Regions from separate parts of the Homo sapiens genome. Here region 1 is linked to region 2. The links are chromatin contacts, found by Hi-C or POLR2A ChIA-PET in ENCODE. All regions are on one chromosome and are shown on one strand. The core of a region is the stretch at or near the end of the contact, and the rest is flanking DNA. Distances in the headings are between cores, read along the strand shown.

Region 1 (7,772 bases), core at 589-3,088, 180 kb before region 2:
TTTGTCACCTCTCAAATGGTGGTAATACTGTGTACCTCTGTGCTCCTGGCAGGGGACACTTACTCCTGTGTGTCCTGAATGCCTTGGGCAGTGCCTGACCTTAGTTATGGTGAGGACATAATTTCATGCTTGTTGAATACTAAAGAAATGGTGGGGGCAGAGGCAGAGGTATAGATTCCTGCAGAGGCATCTACCCTCTTACTGTTAACAAACAACTCCTTTTGGATAAATCAAAACCCAGAACTGAGGCCACTCACCAGCTCTCTTGCTGTGAAAGCCCTGCAGCTCCCCACAGAAGAAGTCTCTTTAAGAGTGAAGAATGCCAAGCATGTCTCCATGCTCTTAGATGCAGAGGAAACTGGCCTGCAAAGTTTGAAAAATGGTGCAAAAACTCAGCACCTCTGAATTCCCCAGAGGAAATCCTGCTCAGCTTCCTCTCTGGTGCTTACCAGATTGGAATGTAATACCCAGGAGTGGCTTTTTGCTTGACCATAACAGCAAGGTCCAGCCCCCTTAAGTGTTTCTCCATGCTGTCCAGCAGCCAGCCACTGGAATTTTTTTGTTTTTGTTTGTTTATTTGTTTGTTTTGCATTAATGAAACTGTAGCCTCTGGTTTTGTGTTTCTACTTCACATTTTCCCTTTCCCCCCAGTCCACATCGTCATCATTCATTGCCTTTATTAAGGGCCCATTTGCTGGGCATTTGACTGTCTGCGCATGACAGTGGATATAGGCACCACTTCATCTCTAACAGATAGGAAATCACTCCCCACACATAAGACCCACTATGGTCTTACCTAGTTCCTGATGTCCCCTCCCTATCAACACACACACACACACAGACACACACTCACACCCCAGTCTCACAATTCACTATTTTCAGCTGGTTAATCTACAAATGTTTAACTAGAGATTGAGAGCACATTAAAGCCATTTTTAGTCCAGATTCTCCTGCCAATTCTTTAGGGATGGTGGAGTCAGAAGCAGGCCCTTGGAATACATTTGTTTCTGGAGGGTGGCTTGTAAGAAGGAAGGCTGAGACAAAGATCTGGAACAAGAAGCAAGCCTAAAATACACCATTATGAGAAGATGTGGGGGAGGGAGTGTCTTTAAAGTCACGCTACCTTCCTCCAGACCCAGCCTGCCTCTGCCTTTGAGATTATTTGCAATAGGATCAAGATTATCATCCCCAAAATTGAGCACAAATAGAAACAACATTGAAAATAAAGTCAATGTGGGTGACAGCATTTCTTGAGGCAAAATCTTCCATACCAGATACGAGAATGTATGTCCCCGTTAGCCAAGGCCAAACAGTTCTCAGGGCTGCATGAAACCAAGGCATGGGTGCAGCTTTGGAGGGACAGTTCTTGAGCTCTGGTCACAGCTTTCCATCCACACTGCCCAGTGTACTTGGAGACATCCCTGAAGGAGGTGTAGGCCAACAGGAAGCCCCTGCTGGCTTGACCTCATGCTCCCAAAAACGTGCAGTAGCATCAGGACTGGAAAGGTAGGGAAGAGCAAAATTGAGGAAGAGACAATAACTTTCTTCTGGTAAGAAAATAGATTTTCTGTTGAACTGCTCTTAGAGTGTCCACAATCTCATTATTGATTTCCTGGGGCAAAGCCTTGGGTCGCAATGTTTTCGTTTCTAATGCAGCCTCACAATCCTCTTACCACACCTTCATCTGGGTGGATGGCAGTGCCATCTTAACCCTGATTTCCTAATGGCATATTTCTTCTTATTGCCCTTGTGTGAAATGACAGTTCTCTTTTTGGCTTGGTTTCCAAGGAGCCGGAAATCCTGCTGTCTGACTTCTTGAACTAATGAGTTCACTACTGGGACAGCACAAACAAAGACTGGTGCTTGGGAGATCTTGGCTCACTTTCAGAGAGTGTTGTTTCTGAGAGTGCCTTAAACAATGATCAGAGGAAGACAGCAGAGAGCTATAAGAAGAATTATGTGTAGTCATTTGGGGTGGAGAGATGGGAAAAGCTTAAATAATTTGGGGAGTCCCTAAACAACATAACTAAAGCTTCAAATACACAAAGATGCCTAAATTGGTTGATGTTTTAAAGTCAAAGGAAAACCAAATACAAACAAATATGGGAAAGTGTTTGAATGAGGAGGTAATGGTACCTGACTTGCAGGAATGACTTTCAAGATCCCAAAGTTGGGGACAGTGGGAATTGCTCTTTTTAAGGTTTTAGAAATTTTTCTCTTGCTGTTCTTATAAAGAGAAAGCAAGTCTGTCCTTGAGAAAACTTGTAAGACAGCCTTCTCTTTAAAAAAATGCTCTGAAAACAGTCAAGTGCCACAAAACTTTGAAAGAACTAAGATCAACTTGGTGTTTGACAAAGCTAATATAAGAATGGTAATCAATCCCTTGGCAATGGAAATTTTAAATTTAAAATAAGCTTCAACAAAGCCTTTGAACCTTCAAACACTTTATGCTTAAGAAATTAATGGGTCCCTGAAGAAGTCACATTTCCTTTTCTGTTTCTGTAATATATACTTCAATTACATTAATCAACAATGCAGCAAAATAACTGACACCAACCAACTTCCAAGTCACATTTCCAAGCACTCCTTTTCTTCAACAGAGACTTAGCATTTTAAGATAGCTAATTGAGGTTTACATAAGCATGAATAAATATTTGGTGAAGCTGGATTTTCCCATCCTGTTGTCACCCTTTGCTCACCCCAGAATGGTTTCCCATCTTTTTTTTCCCTTCTACTGTCATTCCTGTTGAGTGTGATAAACCATCTTGCTGACAGAGATATTCAGTTAAAACCTTCCTTCTGCAGTATCTTTGAAGATGCTGAAACACACATCAGATGAGTTTCCTTTTCAGGCAAATTTTAAGAATCTCACAAGACTGTTTTTCTTCATTGCAAAATCGACTGAAGGGTCCCTGCTTCCCTGTAGTCTCCTATGCTCTGGACAAAACAAAGCAAAACAAAACAAAACAAAAAACAGACATGCACCCTTTTACATGTGATCCTCTTTGTAAATTGGCTTTTGCTCTCATTGTATCTACCCTCAACCCTATCATTACTAGAGTTTTGGTTTTACCTAACTTTTCTCAGAGAAAGTGTCTCCACAGGCCCTATTGACAATTTTCCCTCCCATTTGGGTTCTCTCTCTCTCTCTCAGAAATGGAAACCTTAAAAGCAAAAGGCTTCAGGATGGGCGTGGTGGCTCATGCTTGTAATCACAGCACGTTGGGAGGCCGAGGCGGTGGATCACTTGAAGTCAGGAGTTCGAGACCAAACTAGCCTGACCAACAAGGTGAAATCCATGTCTACCAAAAATACAAAAATTAGCTGGGCATGGTGGCACATGCTTGTAATCCCAGCTACTTGGGAAGCTGAGGCAGGAGAATCACTTGAACTTGGGAGGTAGAGGTTGCTGTGAGCCTAGATTGCACCACTGCACTCCAGCCTGGGTGACAGAGTGAGACTCCATCTAAAAAAATAAAATAAAATAAATAAAAGGCTCCAAACTTAATTTTATTAGTGTAGTATTCTATAAAACAAACAAATGAAAAACTTCAATTTTCTATTTGAGTACCTTCCTCTCTGTTTGGGTGTGGTTAGTGACTATCCCGGAGGAGGCCATTTCTCCTTTTTGCTAATAGTTTACAAGGGAACTGCTCCTGACACTTTGCATACTGCAGAGAGGGCCAGTCTTGTTTTCAGGTTCTTTCAGCACCTGCTGGGCATTTCCAATTTTACAGTCTCCTCTGTGGGGCATAGATACTTTACTGAGGCCCTTGCCTTACTCATCATCTTAGAAACATTTCAGATAAATTTATCTTCCCAAGGTGAATTACCTCTCCCAGAGGCTTTTGAGTTTTAATAAAGAATCTCCTGAGGAAAAAATGAATAAATTAGCTTCTAATGATGGAATTACTTGCACAAAACAGTGTAAGATATTTGAATAGGTTGTGGAATAAGGTAGACCTTTCAGTCATATCACCTCAGCAGCCTAAACCCATACACTCACAAGGCTTATCCTTTCTAAAAATAGTGCTAGATTTCAGAAGTTTTATTATTTATAGTTCAGGTAGATTGCAAGAGAATTCAGTGTCATGAGACATGAGATGCATCATTGATACTTCGATGGTTACTCATCTCCCTTTCAAATCTGCTTGCCACCGAGAGGAAAAGTAGAGCACTTAGTACAACACAAACAAATCATCTGTACGCTTGGTTGGATTCTTCACTTTCCACATGGGTGTTTTAGTCAAACAACTAAAGATGGAAGTTCACAATTCAGTTACCAAGGCTAATCGAGCTCTCCACAGTCTTACCTTGCTGTACTCTGCTTAGCTCGAATCAAGAGACTAATTTCTTCCCTCTAGTCCCTGAGGAGAGAGAAGGGCCTTTCATGTGTTCCTTTCTTCCATGCCTTGAATATCACTTTTGTCATTGTGTACATGTGTTTTGGTTACTTCTTTCAATTTAATAAGATTGGCAATGTATGCAAATAGGCAGAGTTGGATGAGAATATCTACCCACACAATTACACACAAAGGGAAACCGTTTGGGTCCAGATCATCACTAGAATTGGAAACTGGTATTCAATAAAAGGCCTCTACGTACAGAGATAGATTTAGACAGTCCCTGCCTTTGTGCATCAACGAAGGAAACGATGTGTATTCAGCTACCCAACTTGGCCACAAGCAAAGCTCAACACTTCCACAATCTCTGGGAAAATGAGATGTTACATGTTCTTAGCAGGAGCTGACAATTAAGCTGAGTGAACAATCGTGCAAGACGGGGGAGTGGGAGTTCATGCTGCTTAGCCACATGCCTCAGGTGCTCGGCTGAGTGTGAGGCTGAGGGCCAAAAGCTTTCAACCACCCAAGAAGCCGGGGATCCTGAAACCTACAACCCTATGGCACATTATTCTGTTTATTATCTTGGAGACTCCCTGTTCTTTCCAACTATTTCCTCTGGCATGATAAGGAGTTTGTGAGGTGCCAGGGGAGATATAATTCGTTAGAATCAAGTAATGATTTGTAATATTTAAACTCTTCCATTAAACCAGGAAGCAGGTCAGAAACTAACCTTTAAATACAGCCAAGGGAGAAAGTCAGCCCAACAGCTTAAAATATATATATTTTGCAGGAAGCATGGAGCGTATAATTAGCTATAATTTCTGCAACTGCAGTCAGGAAGCTTTATTTTTTTGGCTGATAGGCAATGTTATCTCCTGATGGCCTGGGAAACCAAACCCTAGGGTTACATTCCTGGTTCCCACATAGACCTTGGTGGGTGGTTTTGGGGGGAAACTGGGCAAAGGAGCAAAGGAAAGGAATGGTCAGGGTGGGGCCAGAAGCTGGAGAAGTTGCAGGTAAGGATCAGGGTGATCGCCTCTTTGATTCTTTCGTAAGGAGACTCTGAATTTTGAGAACTGTATTTAAACATATTCTGATTTCTAGTGTGATCATTTCCCCAAGACATTTTTAATGCTTAATATATTGGGCAAATGCTATACTTCTTGGCTCCTGCTGATAGTTGTAGAGGAAGTTAAGTGTACTACTGTTAGAGGATCACTTTTATTTTTGGCTGTTTCAACAAGCGTAGATTTTTTTTTCCAGTGGGCAAGTCTAAGTCTGGCAGAAGCATTAAAAATTAGTAAAGGTGGAAGTGCTTTGAAACATTTGATCTCTTCTCGAGGAAGCTGAGCAGAGGGGAGGGGAGTCCCTCAGGAAGGCTTGCTGTGTGGAAGCATATACACCAACAATGAGATTTTCTTCAATGCCTCCTGTGGCCTTCAATTCTCCCCTCTAGTCAGGCACCAAAGGGGAAAAGCCCAGCACTCCTCTCTGACATTTGATCTAAATCTCCTGAAGTCATAGGGGAGGCTGGGCAAGCTCAGATGGGGGCAATAAAGCAAGAACAGCAACATGGCAGTAAATAAATCTGATTTTTGTCCATTTCAGCCAAGGCTGATTTTGTTTGCTGGGAAGTGATTTCTCTTACCTTTGTTTTTCTGCAGATTGTCAAATCCTGGCTCAGTTTGCCCTGTGAACCACATCAACCAACTAATCATCCACCAAGCAGATGAACTAACAGACATCTAGCCTGTCCTTAACAAGAGTGACAGTAATTGGCATTTTTTAAAAAACATTATCTCACTCAGTTATTTATCAGCATTCTGCAGTGTATTAAATCCCTTTTCTAACTATTTATAAAAATTCCACGGTTCATTTGGGAAGGAAGATATATGATTTTAAATGATTTAATCTTTGAAAATAGTGTACGCTTAGCCTAGCACCAGAAAAGCCCAAATACTATTTCTCTCTTCTGCTTCCAGGGATGATCTCCCTTTGATGGGGATCACGTTCAGATGTGTATTATACTGATATTCCCCAGATAACACATCTTGAATTACAAACTCGGGCATCTTCCAGGTACTGAGGAAGAGAGGATAAAGCAAGAAGGTGAACAAACACTCATTAGATGAGAAATGGGAAAGCAAGGGGCATCTTTCCAGGGACCTCCATTGCCGGCATTTATCCTACAACATCCACAGTATACAAATAATTGCCTCCAAGCTCTGACTTGGTCAGATAAATCTGCTCACTGCCTCATACATAGTAGCAGCCCGAGACTGTTTCTCGGAAGGCTCACATCTCTTCCACAGCAGCTGCTCATCTCTAATGAAACCGTTCTGTGCTGTACTCCAGAGCGGAGCCGCATTGTCCCAGCCATGAATAAATCATTAACCCTATTTTATTAATAAGGCTAAGCTAACAATACTCCCAACCTGGCCCCGCTCTTCCTTTCCTGCAGCGCCTCAGAAACAAGTGCCACACCGCTCTTCCTGTGCGGAGAAGGACTGTGAGCCTCAAGGACTTGCCTGGCAGGATCTGGGGTCTAAGGCATGAACCAGCTGTTGGCAGATGAGACCTATATCTAAAGCCTGGGAGAATTGCAGCTGATGAGAGAGTCAGCTTTAAAGATAGGCCGTTACTCCCAGACATCTGCTCCTTCTACGGTACCCCATGAGGGGAGGCAGCTAAGCAGTGTCCCAGGGTGAAGAGTCAGAACAGGGAGCAACTCACCTTGGTCTCATTTTTTATAAATAAGTAACTGGGATTTTAAAAAATGTTTGCTTAAGAAAATAATATTTTAATATCATATTCCCGCTTATAGAGACCTCAAATCATTTCCCCACTTTGGAAACAGGTAGAAATAGACTATAAACTTTGTTTTTTAAAAAAACTTTCTCAATCAATGTATAAAGCACCTTACTATGTCATCAGTTCTTTTACCATTTACTGAATTGTATTTCAATTGTACGCAGGCCTCTTTTGGAGGCAAATGACAGAAACCCAACTTAAATTAAGCAATATGAAAGGAGAGAAGTTGTTGACTTAATGAAAACTTGAAGAGGTGGGCTGGACGTTAGGAATGGGCTGAATCCAAGAGTTCCAAGAATGTCATCAGATTCTCCTCTGTCCTGTTTCACATGATGCCTCCCATTGGGAGTCTGCTGAGTGTTTTGGACATCTAACTGCCCTCTAGACTAGCTGAGGAATCAGACTTGAAAGGACTCTACTGCTTGATATTTCCATGGGAAATTTCATGAGGAGCTCAATCATGAGAACTCTTGAGCTTCCCCAGACCTGCTCATTTTGAGCCTTCCCACTGAGCATGTGATAACCAGCCTCCACCCAGGGATCCATCAAGAACCTTGGAGTCATCCTGGATTCCTCTACTTTCCTTCCCCTCCTGCTCCAAGCCACCAGCTCATCCTA
Region 2 (6,891 bases), core at 3,283-5,782:
GTACCTCAATTTAAAACCCTGACAGCTTGACAAAAGATGATGGCAGCTCAGCAGGAAAACATTAGCCATGATAACGCAGGGTACTGTATGTGAAAAGAATGAATTATAAAGCACAATGCTATTTGGGCCGAGTAGGGATTTTTGTTTTTTTAACCAACTTTATACTTAGGACGGTAGTCATGCCTAAAGCCTCCCTCCATTCTTTTCTACCTGAAGAATATCCTGATAAAAGTAAAAAGGCAGTGTGGATTAAATTGACAGCTTAAACACAAATCGAGTTTCTGAACTAAGCCAGGAAAATGCTGCACATCATTTCTGGCAGGCTTGTTACTGTTTCAGAGTAGAAAAACCTGGTCATTGGTAAATTGGCTTAATCCACTTGAGGAAAAACTGGTAACTCAAATAAGTGTGAACAAGACCAGGCTTACTGTGTGTATTATTTTGTTTTATTTTTAAAGGGAGAGGGTACTTGGCCCGCTTTGGGGTGCTTTAGATCTTCAGCTGTAAAATGTCCCTACTGCAAATTCAGTTTAAAAAAACAATTTAATTTTAGAGTAGTAGCATGATCATGCTTGTATGTTTATTCAAGGACCTTTACTCTGTGACAGGGTTTCAGCCTGTGAGGTTTTCTCTACACATGGCAGGCAGCTGTCAGAACCAGTGTGAGGGGTGAAAGGGCAGCCCAGCTGCTCTGTTAAATCATGGGGTTCCATCAACATCTCAGAATTCCTGCCGAGTGGGAGCTGGGAGACCACAGATTAGAGTACACTGGAGTGTGTATATTAGGTCACTCGGTGTCTATCAAAGCGGTATCACGCCGGTGAGCTGTACAATAGATTTTACTGTGTTCTGTTCAAAGAAAATGTAAGGAAAGTGGACATGTGTGTAGCAGACCATAGCTGAACACTGAATTCTTCTTGTCTTTAAATGGATGGATTTATTATCCACAAGATGAACGAAGAGTAGGAGCACAATCAACAGCTATGGAAAACATGCGAGGCTGATGGTTTCTATTCAGTGCTTGGAAATAACTGTTCAGCAGATGTGTATGAAGCAGATGAGTCCACGGCCCAGCACAGTGGAGGGGGAGGGGGCCGGATCATGGCTGTGATCCTGGACCATGAACTTGTTTTATGACTCTGGATGGTCACTTCCCTTCAGTTTCACAAAACTTTAATGTCCTCATTTGTGAATTGAAAATAATAATCTCCCTTGTCTTATCTACATCTCAAAACCCGTTAATAAAAAATGAATTCCTAAATGAGAAAAGACTTTTAAAATGTTGAGAGGTATGAAGCATGATGGTATAAAGTGTGATACTTAATTAAGAAATAAAATGTAACTTGTGTTAGTGGATATTTGGTCTACATGTAAAATAGAAAACATCTGCTCCTTTATTACCTATTGTTTAATTTCTTTTTAAGAGAGAAAAATTCATGTTCCCCAATGCATCATATAATCTTTAAAAAGATAATAGATAAAAGGTGAATAGCATCATGCCTGGCAAGTAAGGTGAAACTTTAAACAGCTTTAAAAATTTGTGTTATATTTTAATTTCTCAATTATAACTCTGTAAGAGGTTTCTTGACTGTAATAAATATATACCTGAATTTATGTTAATGATAACTAATACTAACAAAATGTTTCCTATGTGCCAGGCCCTGTTCTAACTACATTACAAAAGTTAATTTATTTAATTCACATAACCATATGTAAAGTGGCCCAATTATCTTTTTTTTTTTTTTTTGAGACAGAGTCTCACACTGTCGCCAGGCTGGAATGCAGTGGCATGGTCTCGGCTCACTGCGACCTCCGCCTCCCGGGTTCAAGCAATTCTCCTGCCTCAGTATCCCGAGTAGCTGGGATTACAGACGTGCGCCACCACGCCCAGCTAATTTTTGTATTTTTAGTAGAGACGGGGTTTTACCATGTTGGCCAGGGTGGTCTCGATCTCCTGACCTCGTGATCCAGCCACCTTGGCCTCCCAAAGTGCTGGGATTACAGGCATAAGCCAACATGCCCGGCCCCAATTATCAGTTTTTAGGTTATAGCACCCTCTTCCAAAATATAAGGCTCTGCATTATAATCTCACTTTGGGTTAAATACATTTTCTAATCTTGTAAAATGTGAACAGCCAACTACCTTCTACACAACAATTTCATTTTTTACCCTATGTGGTAGACACTATTCTTTTCCCATTTTTTTAAGATGAAAATATTATTTCCTAAGAGGTTAAGTGATTTGCACAGCAACAAAATGGCAAACCTAGCATTCACATGTAGGCAGTCGGCTGTACGGCCTCTCTTTGCATCAGAGGGCCTGAAGCCATCTATTATTTGGGGGCAACATCATGGTGTCCACTTGGATCATTTGGGATCCAAAATGAAGATACCAGGTTGAGAGCTAATTAGTCACCCAGGAAATAACTCCAACATGCGCACTGAGACTGGCTCACGTTGGAGCCATGACCCTATCTACATTATATAAGAACAATCAGCTGGGCAGTTAGCTGTTTCAGTGTGAATGTAGCAATGGCTGCCATGTCCAAAGCACTTTCCAGGAGAGGAAGCTGAAAAGCTACCTTATGGCCTCATGTTGACATTTATCCAGGTGAATTGCAACTTGAAATGTACTTCTAACATTTGCTACTGTGAGTGCAGAAAAGACGTCATATAATAAGGCAAATGTGGAGAGCCCTTTGTTTCTCCTTTTTTAAAAAATTAGAACTATTTTTCAACGTTGGTTGGAAACAAGTCCATGAAGAAAATCTTTAGAAGACAGTAAAGAAATTCTGAGATTGAATTCCATTTTGTCTGTGTGTTGTTCGGTGACAAAAGACTGTGAAATACAAATAGGCATAGATAGAGCTGTATATAACAGCTTTGTGGCTTTCCCTTCAATAAACTCAGAGATTGTCTTTGTATCCAGTGACCTTTTAGGGGGATTTAAAATAAAAACTAAAACGACACAGTACAATTTGTCTATACTAAAGGCCCAATTATAACTCTCAGTCTCATCTTTCATGGTTACTTCTCAAAATTCTGCCTAGGTGAGAAAGAACTGAAAAATATTCCTCTTTTCTGGATAATATTATCAAATGAAGTGAGGGCCTGGGCGGTTGCCCTCACTGGTGATTGATTCTTTAATGAGCTTCACCTGCAGGCCCAAGAGCACAGAGACTGCCCAGCTCTCTAGATTTTAAAATAGTGATCAATTCAGACACACATTGGGTTGTGTTGTTGGGACTAGTCAGAAGAACTGTTGTATATTCTCTGAATGACAAAAACTGAAATTGAGATATATTTACAAACACATTCACACATACTCAGGGGCCTTATGAATAAAAAGCGAAAATGCCAAATTACTCGGATGCCTCTACACTCTATCAGTATCTTATGAAAAGCATAAGGCTCTGCATTATGATCCCTTCTAGGTTAAACACATTTAAAAATCTTATAAAATACGAATAATATAAATAATCTGAATGCTTTCTATGATACAATTTCATTTCATAGATTAATGTATCAGTAGAGTAGCTATAAGCTGCTGTTTTTCTTTTTAAAAAATTAATTAATAGGCACTTCAAGTTTAGCCTCTTCACAAGGCCATCCTATTTATTTATACATTTTATTAATTCTGAAGCCAGTAGCTCCTCAATGGTGTATTTATGTTCAACTAGGTCAGGTCCACTGGGATGATATTTGGTCTTTCACAGAAGACACACTGAGCCTGTAAAGACAGCAGGCTCAAACTACCAAACACACTTCCTTTCCTAAGATTTGACTACATGAATTTGTTAGACTTCAGTGAAAAAATATAGGAATCCAGATATGCATTTCATAAGTCTCTCTACATAAGACCTTCTACACATAAGGGTGTCAGTAACACGTTGCCTCCTTACTAGGGAAGCAGGCATTTGGCAAACAGTCCATTTGTGATAGTTGGTTTGTGTAGCTTGGTGTAGTAGTTTGAAGGGCACCCACAAATACCAATAGAGGGAAATACTGAAAACTGTTCTCTCACATTACATTAGTTTGCTTAAAAAGTATGCATGTGCTAACCAAGCCTACAAATCACTAATTGTCAAGTATGCTGCAACAGAATAAAATTTAGCACAGAAAATACTTAGGTGAGATAAAAAACATTGATGTTTATATTTCTCAATAAATCTATGATTGATTACTTTGATAGTGATAATGCCATAGAGATAACTTTATAAATACTAACAATGCAGAGGGTTTGACATTTAAAATGTTCAAATGCAAGATGACATTCTTACTTCCCCTTTCAGAAATGTTATGCATGGATTACTTTCAGAACTATTTGAGCCAAGCCCTGTTGATGAGTAAACGTTAAAAGCAGCTGGGATGTCCACTTTCTTGGTGTTTCTGCTCTATGATTTTACTCGGTGGAATGTGATGAGCACTATTACCTTTTGAAACTATTACTAGCCAGAACTCACTGATGACTTAGTACAGAACACTGGAGTTGAAAGGAGTCCTGGAGACCCAAAACTCTCTCCTCATTCCACAAAAGGGAACCAGAGGCCCCACGGAGATTAAATGGCATGCTCAAGGCCACAGCTAGTTAGTGACAAGGTTTAGCCCAAAACTCATGTATTTGGACTCCTAACACGGTGCTCATTTGCTCTGTTACCCTTAGTGTGATGAAAGACAGATAAATGGCACAAACTCCTTACAGTTTCTATGTCAGCACATGATTATTAGATGTACGCTGTTGACTCTGAATGCTCTGAGGTTGGAAGAAATGTGCAACAATCTAAATGTCACAGGCCTGGAAGTAATCAAAAGGAAACTGAATGTTAGTTACTACTGTGCATAATGCTTGCAACATATCTGTGGTTGGTTGCAATGTACTATTAGAGCGTGGGTTTTTGTTGTGACTGTATGAACCAGGCCGCATAGGGAACGCTGAAGAGCGATCACAAAAATACCTTTCTTTCCCTACTGTCCCTCAAGCAGCAGGGATCAAATAACTGTTTCTCAGCTGTCAGTCTTTTAAACAAAAATATCTCCTTCACTCTATGTGTATCTGTGGCAAGTTAGTGTCTGTTTCCTCTTCTTTTTTCTGTTCTATTTTTTAGACCCCAACCTTGGATCACCAGGGGATACTGGGACTAGAAAGGGACTGACATGATGTTTTACAAATTTATCTTGGATTTCTTCAGTACGTCACAGTTTGTGTTCAATAAAGGCAGGCAGTGTAGAGCAGGCAGGCAGAAAACAGTCTACAACTGGATATTGGGAGTGCAGAATCATCTGCTGCCAGTCTGGACACTGGAAGGGCTTTCCACTCTGAGTATGACAGTTTCCATTTGTATTTCGGGCCAGCTGCTATTATGCCAACAATGTAATAATGGTGTGTTTTATTCATCTGCAACATAGCCAAATCTTCCTGCATTTGTCTAGGAAATCACAAAGCTTGATGAGACCTGGAGGAGCCATCTTTCATCCTCCTTACTTCCTAACTACACACAAATCCCCCAATTCCTTTACCCTGACTCTGGCCTGATCACTTACTAGCTGGACATGTTTCTTAATCTTTACTTTGCCATGGTAGCCTCATGTGGTAAATGGGGCTGACGATAGTAGCTCTCTCTTCGGGTTGTTGTAAGGATTTAATGAGTAACACGTACAGGACTTTAATAGGGCCTGGCATATAGGCACTATATAAATATTAATTATTGTAATTATTATTTCCACTCAACAAAATTAAGACTTCCTCATAGTTTTGGATCTCAGCTGATTGTAATCACTTGTTCATCAGTGGTAGAATGGTTTGTTAACTAATGAACATCATATAGCTATACCGTAATTTATTCAACCATTCACTTATTATTGGACATTTAGTGTGTTGCCAACGTTCTGCTATGTAAGTAATATTGTATGCTACGTGCCCTGTCAAGCATCTATCCTTATAGTTTCCTTACGAGGTGGATGTTTTAAATCCAACTCATAATTTCAAAATGAGGCCACTATGTCTTAGGCAATATGAATCCAATATGACCACACAACTAGTAGGTGTTATTGCAAAACTTGAGCCCATGCCTTGGACCCTAAAGCCTTAATCAATTGCCTACCTATCTTCTTAGCCTAAATGGTTATAATAACAATTAATTTGTAAAACTAATGTTACAAACTCAATTTTTCCAGAATTTTTTTCATATGGATCATCTTATTCCTTAATAATTCTGAATATTACCAGCAGCTGGGAGTGGGGTAGGGTGAGGGAGGAAAGGAAGTTGTTGGTCAAAGGGTATAAAGTTTCAACTGGACAAGAGAAATAAGTTTTGAGATCTACTGCACAAGTAGGGTGACTACAGTCAATAATACTGTATTATGTATTTCAAAGTAAGAGTAAATTTCAAATTTCCAATGCAAAAAACGGTAAGTAAGTGAGGTGATGGATATGTCAATTAGCTTGATTTAATCATTCCACATTGTATGCATGTATCAAATCATCACCTTATACCCCATACATCTATACAATTGTAATTTGTCAATTAAAAATATTAAAAAAGGAATTCAGAGTAACTGCAGTGATATTTTCCCCTTGAGTCCAAACTCCTCAATTTAAAAGCTCTGACCTGTTGTTAGGAACGCTTACATTGCAACACCGTCAGCAGCTTTGTCAAATCTTGCGCTGGATTCTAAAGGACCTAGTCACTTCCTTGCATCCATTTATTCCCAACTGCCTGGACCAGCAAGACATGAAGAATAGACATGAATAGCACAGAATAGACATGAAGAGCAATTTCTGGGGCTGGAGGGGATAATATAACTATGATCCAGCAAGAAGATCTTCTTTGCTGCTTTCACCTACTACAAGCTTGTACAACACATTTAATACAATCTAATACCTTGTGGGTCA

Evidence for each region. Hi-C counts contacts between places; a loop is a spot of excess contacts on that map. ChIA-PET counts read pairs that join two places held with the same protein, here RNA polymerase II (POLR2A). Pooled maps may share reads with other maps.
Region 1: a loop to region 2 is called in a pooled map, with 13 times the contacts of the local background. The contact joins two enhancer-like sites. A Hi-C loop is called at or near these places in 2 of 37 single-sample maps with no recorded cell type and 2 of 50 pooled maps. POLR2A ChIA-PET finds 5 or more read pairs at or near these places in 1 of 52 experiments (PC-9).

What each region holds. Positions count from the first base shown.
Region 1 is chr7:91,341,542-91,349,313 of GRCh38, reverse strand. All of the region lies in intron 3 of LINC02932 (long intergenic non-protein coding RNA 2932), which reads right to left. Among named protein-coding and RNA genes, the nearest start is that of LINC02932, 34 kb to the right of the region's middle. Within about 2 kb of position 1,838, at least 3 of the 41 ENCODE cell types and tissues checked have a DNase peak (open chromatin) inside an H3K27ac peak, as active enhancers do.
Region 2 is chr7:91,163,117-91,170,007 of GRCh38, reverse strand. All of the region lies in intron 14 of CDK14 (cyclin dependent kinase 14), which reads right to left. Among named protein-coding and RNA genes, the nearest start is that of FZD1, 98 kb to the left of the region's middle. RefSeq lists an enhancer at 1-1,452. Within about 2 kb of position 4,532, at least 4 of the 41 ENCODE cell types and tissues checked have a DNase peak (open chromatin) inside an H3K27ac peak, as active enhancers do.